2 separate regions of the Homo sapiens genome follow, and region 2 is linked to region 1. Evidence: read pairs that join two places in POLR2A ChIA-PET (ENCODE). Cell type or tissue: MCF 10A. All regions are shown on one strand. Links, peaks and the distances in the headings refer to the core of each region. The heading gives the core; the rest is flanking DNA. Region 1 has its middle 29 kb from the start of A4GALT. Region 2 overlaps ARFGAP3 (ARF GTPase activating protein 3).

Region 1 (6,244 bases), core at 1,337-5,336:
CGTCTGCCTCTCGGGACAGGTGCTGCCACTGAACGAGGTGGCTGAGCTGATCCGGGGTGCCCTCTCCCCAATACCTCTTTCCCATGGGTCCCTCGCATGCCAGGAAGCTCCCTTTCCAGAGCCAGCCTTTGGAGTCCGGCAGAGGATCTGCCCAGGTCACTTCCTGGGGACTTGCCTTAGCTGACCCCCCCAGCTGGACAGCAGGGAGGGGGCTTGGGAAATGTCAAGGAGGAGGACCACGGGGTTGGGGGAGCCTTCACGGCGTCCACCCCTCTCCTCACTTCCCCTTCCAGCCTGGCCCTGGCCTTTCCGCCCCTCCTTCTGCTCCCCATGGGCACCCAGGCACAGATGTGGCCTGTTAGTGCTATCCGAGAGCTGTGGGGGATGCCTGTCACCTGTGTCCATGACTCAAGGGATAATTCTAAGTCCTCTCTCAGCTCCCAAAAGGCTGACCCCACCCTGCGCAGCACGGTCCTTTGTCCTGCTTTCCTGGGGGAACCACTTGTAAGTTGATTTGGGAACTCGTCCTAGCTCCAGATTGTTTTGCTTTATTTCAAATAACAGGTCAAGGCAGCTTGAACAGGGGCGTGAAAGGAAGTCAGAGGCAATCCCGGGGCAGCGGCCCTGCAGGGCGGCCCCCCACCCTGAGGTCTCCCACAGACTGGCTAGGTTTCAGGGCCATCTGAGGACACGGCTGGGACAGGCCCCCACCCCTCGTCACCTGGCCTTGCACTGTGTTTCAGCATCTGGGGTGGGGGTGTTCCATGGGCAGATACGAAGTCTCACAGTTTCCTAACAGGAAACGTGGGGCGTGGAGGCCTTCTTCGGGTCCCAGTCCACTGGGGTTAAGAAGAAGGGCTTGGGGCCAGGCACAGTAGTTCATGCTTGTAATCCCAGCACTTTGGGAGGCCAAGGCGGGCAGATCACTTGAGGTCAGGAGTTCAAGACCAGCCTGACCAACATGGTGAAACCATGTCTCTACTAAAATTACAAAAGAAATTAGCCAGGCGTGGCCAGGCGCGGTGGCTCATGCCTGTAATACCAGCACTTTGGGAGGCAGAGGCAGGCGGATCACAAGGTCAGGAGTTCAAGACCAGCACGGCCAACATGGTGAAACCCCATCTCTGTTAAAAATACAAAAATCAGCAGGGCGTAGCCGGGCACGGTGGCTCACGCCTGTAATCCCAGCACTTTGGGAAGCCGAGGCGGGTGGATCACTTGAGGTCAGGGGTTCGAGACCAGCCTGGCCAACATGGTGAAACTGACTCTACTAAAAATACAAAAATTAGCTGGGCATGGTGTCATGCGCCTGTAATCCCAGCACTTTGGGAGGCCTAGGCGGGCAGATCACCTGAGTTCAGGAGTTCGAGACCAGCCTGGCCAACATGGTGAAACCCCGTTTCTATTAAAAGATGAAAATTAGGGCTCTTGGAGGGGAATCAAACACAGGGAGTAGCTCTCCCTCTCCCTGTCCCTGTCCCTGTCCCTCTCCCTCTCCTCATGGTCTCCCTCTCCCCATGGTCTCCCTCTCCCTCTCTTTCCACGGTCTCCCTCTCATGCCGAGCCGAAGCTGGACTATACTGCTGCCATCTCGGCTCACTGCAACCTCCCTGCCTGATTCTCCTGCCTCAGCCTGCGGAGTGCCTGCAATTGCAGGCGCGCGCCACCACGCCTGACTGGTTTTCGTATTTTTTTGGTGGAGACGGGGTTTCGCTGTGTTGGCCGGGCTGGTCTCCAGCTCCTAACCGCGAGTGATCTGCCAGCCTCGGCCTCCCGAGGTGCCGGGTTTGCAGACGGAGTCTGGTTCACTCAGTGCTCAGTGGCGCCCAGGCTGGAGTACAGTGGCGTGATCTCGGCTCGCTACAACCTCCACCTCCCAGCCGCCTGCCTTGGCCTCCCAAAGTGCCGAGATTGCAGCCTCTGCCCGGCCGCCACCCCGTCTGGGAAGTGAGGAGCGTCTCTGCCTGGCCGCCCATCGTCTGGGATGTGAGGAGCCCCTCTGCCTGGCTGCCCAGTCTGGAAAGTGAGGAGCGTCTCTGCCCAGCCGCCATCCCATCTAGGAAGTGAGGAGCGCCTCTTCCCGGCCGCCGTCACATCTAGGAAGTGAGGAGCGTCTCTGCCCGGCCGCCCCGTCTGAGAAGTGAGGAGCCCCTCCGCCCGGCAGCCGCCCCGTCCGGGAGGGAGGTGGGGGGGTCAGCCCCCCGCCCGGCCAGCCGCCCCGTCTGGGAGGTGAGGGGCGCCTCTGCCCGGCCGCCCCTGCTGGGAGGTGAGGAGCCCCTCTGCCCGGCCACCACCCCGTCTGGGAGGTGTGCCCAACAGCTCATTGAGAGCGGGCCAGGATGACAATGGCGGCTTTGTGGAATGGAGCGGGGGGAAAGGTGGGGAAAAGATTGAGGAATCGGATGGTTGCCGTGTCTGTGTAGAGGGAGGTAGACATGGGAGACTTTTCATTTTGTTCTGTACTAAGAAAAATTCTTCTGCCTTGGGATCCTGTTGATCTGTGACCTTACCCCCGACCCTGTGCTCTCTGAAACATGTGCTGTGTCCACTCAGAGTTAAATGGATTAAGGGCGGTGCAAGATGTGCTTTGTTAAACAGATGCTTGAAGGCAGCATGCTCGTTAGGAGTCATCACCACTCCCTAATCTCAAGTACCCAGGGACACAAACACTGCGGAAGGCCGCAGGGTCCTCTGCCTAGGAAAACCAGAGACCTTTGTTCACTTGTTTATCTGCTGACCTTCCCTCCACTATTGTCCTTTGACCCTGCCAAATCCCCCTCTGTGAGAAACACCCAAGAATGATCAATAAAAATAAATAAATAAATAAATAAATAAATAAAAAAGAAAATTAGCTGGGCGTGGTGTTGTGCACCTATAATCTCAGCTACTCGGGAGGGTGAGGCAGGAGAATCACTTGAACCTGGGAGGCACAGGTTGCAGTGAGCCGAGTTTGTGCCACTGCACTCCAGCCTGGGTGACAGAGTGAGACTCCATAAAAAAAAAAAAAAAAAACAACTCTGTGAGGCCCACACTGTAAGGAAGCACAGAAGTAGCAAAGGCTTTGCTGAGTATTGGGAACCTACCCTGGGCAACAAGCTCAGACCTGCCTGGGAAGGAGCTGTGCCCAGCAATGATGCAATGATGAAATGATGCTTTTTTTTTTTTTGAAAGGCATGTGCCACCATGCCTGGCTAATTTTGTATTTTTAGTAGAGACGTGGTTTCACCATGTTGGCCAGGCTGGTCTCGAACTCCTAACCTCAAGTGATCCACCTGCCTCGGCCTCCCAAAATGCTGTTATTACAGGCATGAGCCACCGCGCCCAACCAGTGATGCTTATTTTTTCTGCCAGTGGTGAGGCTGCGAACACAGGGACCATGGGAGTGGGAGCAGCCAGCCTGAGGACGGACAGTAGTGCAGGGGCACCCCCACCTGGCATGGGAGGTTAAGAGCCAGCCACCAGGCCTACATGGCTGGGGAGGGTGGATCCCTAGCTGCCAGGAGAGGGTGGTGCCACTGGGGAGGCCACAGAATGTCCTCTTCGAGTCCCTGAGCCTGCATCCTGCAGGCTGCAAAGCGCAGTTGCCTGGAGTAGCTGGTGCCGACTGGGATAATAACCAAGCGCTTCTCATTGCTGTGGGGGCATCTCTCTTTCCCATCCCAACAAAGAGGCCAGGCCTTCGGCTCGCTTGTCTCTGGGAAAGCAGACAGAGCGGGCAACCAGATCACAGCCTCCCTGGCCAGCACCCACACACCCTGGAGTGGCAGAAACTGGGGCTCCCTCAGAGGATTAGGCTGGGGCAAGCAGGAGGGCAGTGGGTTAGAGGCAGGTGCAGGCGGAGGGGAGGGATTGGCAGCCTCCCCACCTAAGCCTCGGAAGGGATGAGGCCCCTCCTAGCCTCAGATGGGAGGACCCTGGGAATGTAGCTGCAGGGGAGCCCAGGATAGCCAAACCCTGGAGATAGGGGTCCCAGGGAAACTCCTTATAAAATTTATAAAATTAATCAGGGGCTCGGTGCAATGGCTCATACCTGTCATCCCAGCACTTTGGGAGGCTGAGGCAGGCAAATCACTTGAGGTTAGGAGTTTGAGACCAGCCTGGTCAACATGGCAAAACCCTGTCTCTACTAAAAACACAAAAATTAGCTGGGTGTGGTGATGGGCGCCTGTAATTGCAGCTACTCGGGAGGCTGAGGAAGGAGAATCGCTGGAACCAAGAGGCAGAGGTTGCAGTGAGCTGAGATTGCGGCACTGCACTCCAGCCTGGGCGACAAGAGCCAGATTCCATCTCAAAAAAAAAAAAAAAAAGTAATCAGGGAAGAGGAGGGAAAAACGGAAACAAGCCAAGCTTGCAAGCTACTCAGCATGAGCTCTGAGAGCAGCCTGCTCTCTGACCAGCTGCCTCACAGCCATGCAGTGCCTGTGGCGGCCTCAGAATCACACAGACCCTGTCGCAGGATGCTAACACCCCTTAACTGCTCTGTAGACAGCCACTTGTATGTCATGAAACGTTCACTTTTGCATTTGAGATATTCTTTCAGGGCCTGCATCCGGATGAAACTACTGACGCCAGCTAGTCTGAAAGATCCCACAAAGAACTGACTCACAAAAAAAAAAAAAAAAAAGCCATTTCCACATCCTGACGAATTCATCTCCCTGCCCCCACCAATCAATGACTCCAGTTTTCCAACCCCTTGACTTCTTTATAGGATCCCCGTAAAAGCCCCAGCCCGGAACTCCTCTGGAGGTGGATTTGAGGGTCCCCTCCCAGTTCCTTGCTCTGTGCTCGGCAATCATTAAACTCTTTCTTTGCTGCAAACCCTGCTGTCTCAGTGTCCTGGTCTGCTACTGAGCAACAGGCATGCAAATATGTCGGTCCTATGACACCAGCCTTAGCCAAACCCTAGGCCCAGGAGAGTCACACCCTAGAGGTCTAGACAAGAAGAGTGTCAGCAGGGACCATTTTGCATTGTAGACTACAGGCCCAGCTAATTTTTGTACTGTTAGTAGAGATGGGGTTTCATCATGTTGGCCAGGCTGGTCTCTGGTCTCGAACCCTTGACCTCAGGTGACCCGCCCGCCTTAGCCTCCCAAAGTGCTGGGGTTACAGGCCCGGAAGTTCCTTTTAATGAGTATAATAAAATCTTTACATCTTGTTTTTTGGAAAACGCTATATTTAAGCTTTGTTCTTAAAAGACTGTTTTCCTTGGTACACATTGCAAATTAATAGTTGTTTTCTCTTCACATTTTGGAAATATTATTCCACTGTCTTCCAGCTTCCATTGTCATTGAAAGCCTCCCTATTGTCCTCTAGGTTTGGTGGTTTTGTGTTTTTGTTTTGTTTTTTTAAATTGGTCAGGCGTGGTGGCTCACGCCTGTAATCCCAACACTTTGGGAGGCTGAGGCGGGCGGATTGCGAGGTCAGGAGTTCGAGACCAGCCTGGCCAACATGGTGAAACCCGTCTCTACTAAAAAATACAAAAATTAGCTAGGCATGGTGGTGTGTGCCTGTAATCCCAACTACTCAGGAGGCTGAGGCAGGAGAACTGCTGGAACCTGGGAGGCGGAGGTTGCAGTGAGACGAGATCATGCCACTGCACTCTAGCCTGGGCAACAGAGCAAGACTCCATCTCAAGACTCCAGCTGCGGTGGCTCATGCCTGTAATCCCAACACTTGGGGAGGCCAAGGCTGGCAGATTGCTTGAGTTCAGGAATTTGAGACCAGCAATGTGGTGAAACCCTGTTGTCACCGGTGGAGGTTCTTGGCATCTTGAACAAAGAATTGGACAAAATGCACAAACAAAGCAAGGAAGGAATAAAGGGATTTATTGAGAATGAATATACACTCTACGGTGTGGGAGCTGGCCTGAGCATAGGGGCTCAAGGGCCCCATTACAGAATTTTTGGGAATTTAAATACCCTCTAGAGGATTCCATTGGTTACTTAGGGTATGCCCTATGTAAATGAAGAGGATGAAGTAAAGTTATAAGGTTATTTACTTGGCCTATGCCCTGTGGAGAGGATACTTCCTGTCATAGCTGAAGTGTGAATTGGCCTTATGTGCCCTGCCTCCGGACCCTATTTTCCTGCCTCACCATCTCTACTAAAAGTACAAAAGAATTAGCCAGACATGGTGGCACGTGCCTGTAGTCCCAGCTACCGGGGAGGCTGAAGTGGGAGGATTGCTTGAACCCCGGAGGCAGAGGCTGCAGTAAGTGGAAATCATGCCACTGTACACCAGCCTG
Region 2 (6,244 bases), core at 1,385-5,384, 67 kb before region 1:
ATTTGATTTGAGAAGCCAGTTTGGCAACTTTCATGGCCTTGTTCAGAACAACCACACCACTGTGCCTTAATGACCACCACTGCCACTCAAACCCGTAGAAAGTACAGGTGTTTTATCCTTAATACATGAGTGTTATGTTGCAAGTTAGTTTGTTTAATGGCTGTAAATAAAGTTATTTCGGCTCAGTAAACTGTCAGAACAGTGTTGTTCTTGTACTGTCAGAGTGTGAAACTAAACAGCCCATGCAGCATCCTGGTCTCCTTCTAGCAGTTTCCCAGCCCGTCCTCAGAGGCTCTCTGTGTGCCCACTTGGTAGGAAGGAAGGAAGAGGCAGAGCTGCCTTGAGCTGCTCCGCTTGTTTGATCTGTGTCCTGCAGTCCTCCCTTGAGCCAGTACCCGTAAGCACTCCTGAAGTTCTGAGAAACGCGGTGTTCTGACTTCTTAACTGTTGGTGCTTCCAGAGAGATGTTCTCGTAAGCATCAAAGTGCATGCTTTTAGTGAGTGACCCAGTCCATGTCAGATTACCTAGGAAGGAAAACTTTTCCATCTCTTATCTTTCTAATAGAACCTTTTCATCCCCATGCATCTTCTCCAGAAGAATCTGTTGCTGTAATTATATGTATTCATGATTTTAAACAGAGCTATTGTTTTCCTCCAAAAGAAAAAGTAGTATTTATTTGTTAAGGAATAAAATAGCCATAACCTGTTCTGTAGGAAGAGTAAGGAAAACAAACTGCCATGTGAAAACCAAAGAAATCTTGCTTGACTCATTAAAGAAAAGAAACAGCAAAAGCAAGATTACTTTTTCCTAATAAGAAATTCTGCACCGGGCGCGGTGGCTCATGCCTGTAATCCCAGGACTCTTTGAGGCAGAGGCAGGCAGATCGCCTGAGGTCAGGAGTTCGAGACCAGCCTGGCCAACATGGTGAAACCTCGTCTCTACTAAAAATAGAAAAATTAGCTGGATATGGTGGCAGGTGCCTGTAATCCCAGCTACTCGGGAGGCTGAGGCAGGAGAATTGCTTGAACCTCGTGGGTGGAGGTTGCAGTGAGCCAAGATTGCACCACTGCACTCCAGCCTGGGCGACAGAGCAAGACTCCATTTCAAAAAACAGAAAGAAATTCTGTTGTCTTTCCCTATTACTATGCAGAAATTTATTTATATTACTAGGAATTTATACAATGCCTCTTTTGCCAGGAATTCATGGTATTTTACATGTTTTTATAAAGTGGATGATAACTTAGAAATCCTTGTAAGTTAGATAGATCATTTTTCAGGGCCCTGAAATGTTGTGCTGTCTCACTAAAATATGATGCAAACTGCTATTCTTGCTATATAGGCATAGTTTTCTTTATGAAAAATTAAGTCATTATTGCATTTTTAGAAATCTGAGAGCAAGGACAATGTTTTGTACACCTTTTTACCCCTTTGGTGTCCTGCTTGTAGCAGATATTTGATTTTAAATAGAAGAGTGGTATTTGACTGACTAGTAGTGCTAAAGAGTCTATTAGCTGATGAGTCACTATCCCATTTTAAATGCTCTCAGAAGCCTGATTGCATAGAGATGTATCTACAAGAAATTATTTTGTAAATGGAAGGATCCTTTTACAATTAAGTAATAGCCCCTTAGTTGATCTATTTGTAAAGTCAAATTTATATATTTATTTATTTATCTTAAATCAAGATAGACTAGTGAGACTAACCTCATGCTTTGTTATGTAATGTGGAAGTGTAATAAAATATTAATCCAAGTAAGAAATCTTGCTTTTCACTATCCCATATGGAAGTGATTTGGGTATACATTATGTTATTATACAATAATAGGTAACATGAACTAAACTTGAACAGTGGTATAGGTTGAGCAGCAATGAGAAAGTGGCTGTAAGCTCATTCAAATTTTCTTAAACGTCTGTTCAAAAAAGGCAGGTAGAAAAAACACCAACTTGCCTTCATAATTGTTAATTATGGAAAGAATCATGAAGCTAAAAGTATAAATTACATGTTTAATTTTGCTTGCTATTTTAATATAAGAACAAAGGATTAAAGCTAAATTAAGGAGTATTTGGTTTTTCTGGCAGTGTTTCATCATTACGATTAGCCTATAAGGATCTTGAAATTCAAATGAAGAAAGACGAAAAGATGAACATTAGTGGCAAAAAAAATGTTGACTCAGACAGACTCGGCATGGGATTTGGAAATTGCAGAAGGTATGTGAGACTGCTTTCTTGGAGTTAGAATTTAAAACAGTGTGTCAATCATCAGTGGATTTTTCTTGGACTGTGTTAGTTTCAACTTTAGAGATTTTTTTTTGTTATTCATTAACTTCTCTAATTATTTTTGCTTTGCTCTGGTATTCAGTATAACATGAAAAATTTCAAATTTGGCTCTTTAAAAGAAGGAAAAAGGTCTGGCTCTTTACATGAAGCACCTACCAGAGAGGAAACCATGGACATAACCAATATTTGTGACTGCATTTGGTGTAGACACAGTCCTCACAAAATTTTAACATTTTTGAAAGCTTGCACCAGAAAAAAAAATTGTTTTATTGCTTATGTTTTTAACCCCTCGAATACATTTGTCTTTGTTCAAAACATAAATTAAAGCTTTGTTTATTTTGGTGAAACAAAAGTTTGTGAACTTACTGATATATATATTTTTCTGTTTTCTCAAGTGTTATTTCACATTCAGTGACTTCAGATATGCAGACCATAGAGCAGGAATCACCCATTATGGCAAAACCAAGAAAAAAGTATAATGATGACAGTGACGATTCATATTTTACTTCCAGCTCAAGGTACTGTATTACAAATCATCGTTGAAGTGTCATTTTGAAAAGCAGTGACTAGTATGGATTTATTAGTTTATTTGCATTAGGAGAAATTACAAATCAATTTACTTCACTGTTTTTAAAAGCTCTGGCTGGAGCCAGAGCTGTTCTTTGGAGTAAAAATTAGAGAAACGTTTGTAAAAGAACAACGTTGGCTAATATTAAAATGTTTGGCAATAAAATCAGCAACTGTGAGTTAAAATTAGAGGTAGGAGAGATGTGCTTATTTAAATTATGAAATTGGAGAAAACTGCAAAATCCTGAAGGTATGTGTTGTTTAGTCCAGCAGTGGGAATATTTCACAGCTCTTTCTCAGGGCTTCAGCAGATTTCTGTGCTTCAGAATGCCAGCTTCAGAAAACTCCAGTTGGTACAATAGTGCATTAAATAAACTCTATGGGTGTGTGTATTTATTAATGAGGAAGATGATTGTACTTTGAGGGGACCCCAGAGTAAAGCCTAGGTTTCTCTCCTTCAGCACTCACTATCTTATTGAGACAAAATGCATAACTCTAGTGTGAAGCTGACTGTGGAGAGCAGTGCACGGTCAAGTGGCCTGCCAGAGCAAAGAGAACAAGTTTAAACTTGAGTCAGTTCACTTCGTAAGGACCTGCTCGGCCCAGTGAGAGGTCTGCTAAAAAGGCACAAAATGAACCTGTGATTTCACTGGAGAGGGCACAGCTCAGGAACAGAGGGGTAAGAATATGGGCCCAGGGGCCAGATGGCATGGATTTGAATCCTGGCTTTCACTTACTTGTCACCTAGGCCAAGTTATTTAACTTCTTTGTGCTATAGCTTCCTCATCTGTAAATTAGGGACCCTAGTAATACCTACCCAATAGGGTTGTGTGAGGATCGAATGAGATACTGCGAATGCTATAGCACGTTTAGAATGGTGCTTGGCTCTTACTATGTTTAGCTGCTATATGATAATATAGAAACTCAGTTTAAGAGATGTGATTCAGTCTAAATGTTTTTTGTTTGTTTGTTTGTTTATGAGATAGAGTCTCACTCTGTCACCCAGGCTGGAGTACAGTAGCATGATCTCGGCTCACTGCAACCTCCACCTCCCAGGTTCAAGCAATTCTTATGCCTCAGCCTCCTGAGTAGCTGGGACTACAGGCGTGTGCCACCATACCCGGCTAATTTTTTGTATTTTTAATAGAGATGGAGTTTCGCCATGTTGGCCAGGCTGGTCTCAAACCCCTGACTTCAAGTGATCTGCTGGCCTCAGCCTCCCAAAGTGCTGAGATTACAGGCATGAGCCTCCACGCCCAGCCTAAATGTTTGATTACTATTGTTAGGTAGTTAAACTAACCACATTGAGGACCACCTTTGGGTTAGCAGTTCATGAAAACTGAAGGTGTTCCTGTCGGAAATGGGCGGTGCTTACTGGAAGGCTCCATCACTTATGTCTCTGAGGGCATTAGAGTTGTCTGGCAATTTATAGGTTTGAAGCGTTTTCATATGTATAAAAGATATATATGTGTGTGTGTATATATACACACCCACACACATGCACTTCATATATAGAACAGATATAAATATATTACCTAGGATCTAATTGTGAAATTGTATATTTTCCTATCAATGTTTATAGACAAGGAATTGTATAAAGAATACTATCCTTAAAAATGTCTCTAAGTATAGCTCTAAATTATTTCAAGTCCAGGGATTTTACCAAAAAAAAAAAAAAAAGTAGTAGTTTAGTGGTGTTCCATGGTGGTATTTTCAGAGACTTGGGTGGTTTTATATTTTTGCCTATCCTTTGCAGCCTGTATAATGCACCAAGTTTCACTTTACTCAGAAGTGATACCCAAATCATGCCTTTTAAAGGTATGTAAATAGATTTTACACAGAGTAAAATTAAATGTGTAATTTGATTTGGAAACTACATACGTGTCAGATCATTTCAGATGTGAATATTAAATGGTGGACTAAGTCTGGGTCAGAGGAAACTCTTGGCAGTACGGGTCTGTATTAGCCTGTGTGGCTTCTCACAACATCTTTGATTATTTCACTGCTTATTAGCAACTTCTGCAGATGATAGTGTAGGAAGGTAAAGAAAGTTTAGGCTGGGCATGGTGGCTCACACTTATAATCCCAGCACTTTGGGAAGCCAAGGCAGGAGGATCACTCGAGCCCAGGAATTCAGGACCAGACTGGGAAATATAGTGAGACCTCATCTTTACAAAAAATTTCAAAAATATTAGCCTAGCATGGTGGACATGCCTGTAGTCCCAGCTGCTTGGGAGGCTGAGGTGGAGGATCACTTGAGCCTGGGAGGCAGAGGTTACAGTGAGATTAGATTGCACCACTGCACTCCAGCCTGGGCAACAGAGCAAGACCCTCTCTCAAAAAAAAGAGAAAGTTTCAGTTAAATCAGTACTGTTGCTTGGTAGCCGGGTTGGTAAGAAAGCTCTAAGTGAGGTTGCCTAATGGGAACTTCAGAGACCCTCACTGGCTCCAGGTCACTGACAGGCCCCTGTGGGGCCTTTCTGCCTTGTAAAGGCTTCAGGGATCTTTCAGACTTCCCCTTCTTCAAAGGCTTAATCAAAAGAGTTAGACCCAGAAGCCACTGTTGCTATGAAACTGTTACTTATGGTTTGAAACCTGGGAGCAGATGGCATATTTATATAGACCACACCTCCTGGACTCTTTCCAGAGAGACCTTGGTGTATTGTTTATCACGACCTGCAGATTGTCTAATAGGAACATAAATGCCTTCTCTAGTCCTCCTTGGCATGGTGACCACCACTAGTAGAATGAGGATACTATTAGGTACTTTGGCAACTGAGGTAAAATAAACATGGACTCTGAAAGCAAATATATTAGTTCGATGAAGAGCTCTTATTGCTTTCAAATTATTCATTAGCCCATTAGAACTTGAACATTATGAATTATGAAAGAGTTCTGTTTCTGTTAAAAATAAGATAAAACCTGTCCTTGTTTTTTTTTATTATTGAGTTCCATTATTTCTAGGATATAAACAGTATAATTATATATTGAGTACAAGATAATGAAACTAGAACAATTTGCTCAGCCTTATAAAGCCAGCATGGCCTTAATTAGAATAGACAACTGTCTATAGCTCTAAATCAGAGCAAATGTGATATTAGGGTGCTCTTATCAAGGGATTTTAAGGAATGTTTTCAAGATTGGGTAAAGACAGAGTGGGAGGGGAAAAATAAAAGTAAAAAAGCATTGAGAGCTATACAATCAAAACATTAGAAAGCCAATAAAGGTTTGGAGATGAGGAAGGAAAGTCTGTGTGTTTCTGAGCAGGGACTAGTGGCCGTTAGTCGTCCCACTCACCCCATCCTTCCAAAGGTCAGCTGGAGTCCTGGCTGGTGGTCTGTCGGTCCTCTTAGTGAGTTGCCAGTCCTCCTACTGAGTTGCTCCTGCTTAGCATGAGCAC

Evidence for each region. ChIA-PET counts read pairs that join two places held together with the same protein. Peaks named below come from ENCODE experiments on the same cell type or tissue, not always from the same donor. Only the 100,000 strongest peaks of a DNase experiment are listed, where the experiment ranks them.
Region 2: POLR2A ChIA-PET joins it to region 1 with 7 read pairs; 4 of 35 experiments call an interaction of 5 or more read pairs at or near these places.

The regions. Positions count from the first base shown.
Region 1 is chr22:42,746,534-42,752,777 of GRCh38, reverse strand. No RefSeq gene overlaps it. Among named protein-coding and RNA genes, the nearest start is that of A4GALT, 29 kb to the right of the region's middle. RefSeq lists an enhancer at 3,644-4,205. In MCF 10A, for the core only: no CTCF peak of the experiment used is centred there; DNase peaks (open chromatin) are centred at 3,097 and 4,597.
Region 2 is chr22:42,813,693-42,819,936 of GRCh38, reverse strand. ARFGAP3 (ARF GTPase activating protein 3) reads left to right here. Exons shown (of 16, transcript NM_014570.5): 10 at 2,080-2,208; 11 at 2,673-2,795. Among named protein-coding and RNA genes, the nearest start is that of ARFGAP3, 40 kb to the left of the region's middle. In MCF 10A, for the core only: no CTCF peak of the experiment used is centred there; no DNase peak of the experiment used is centred there.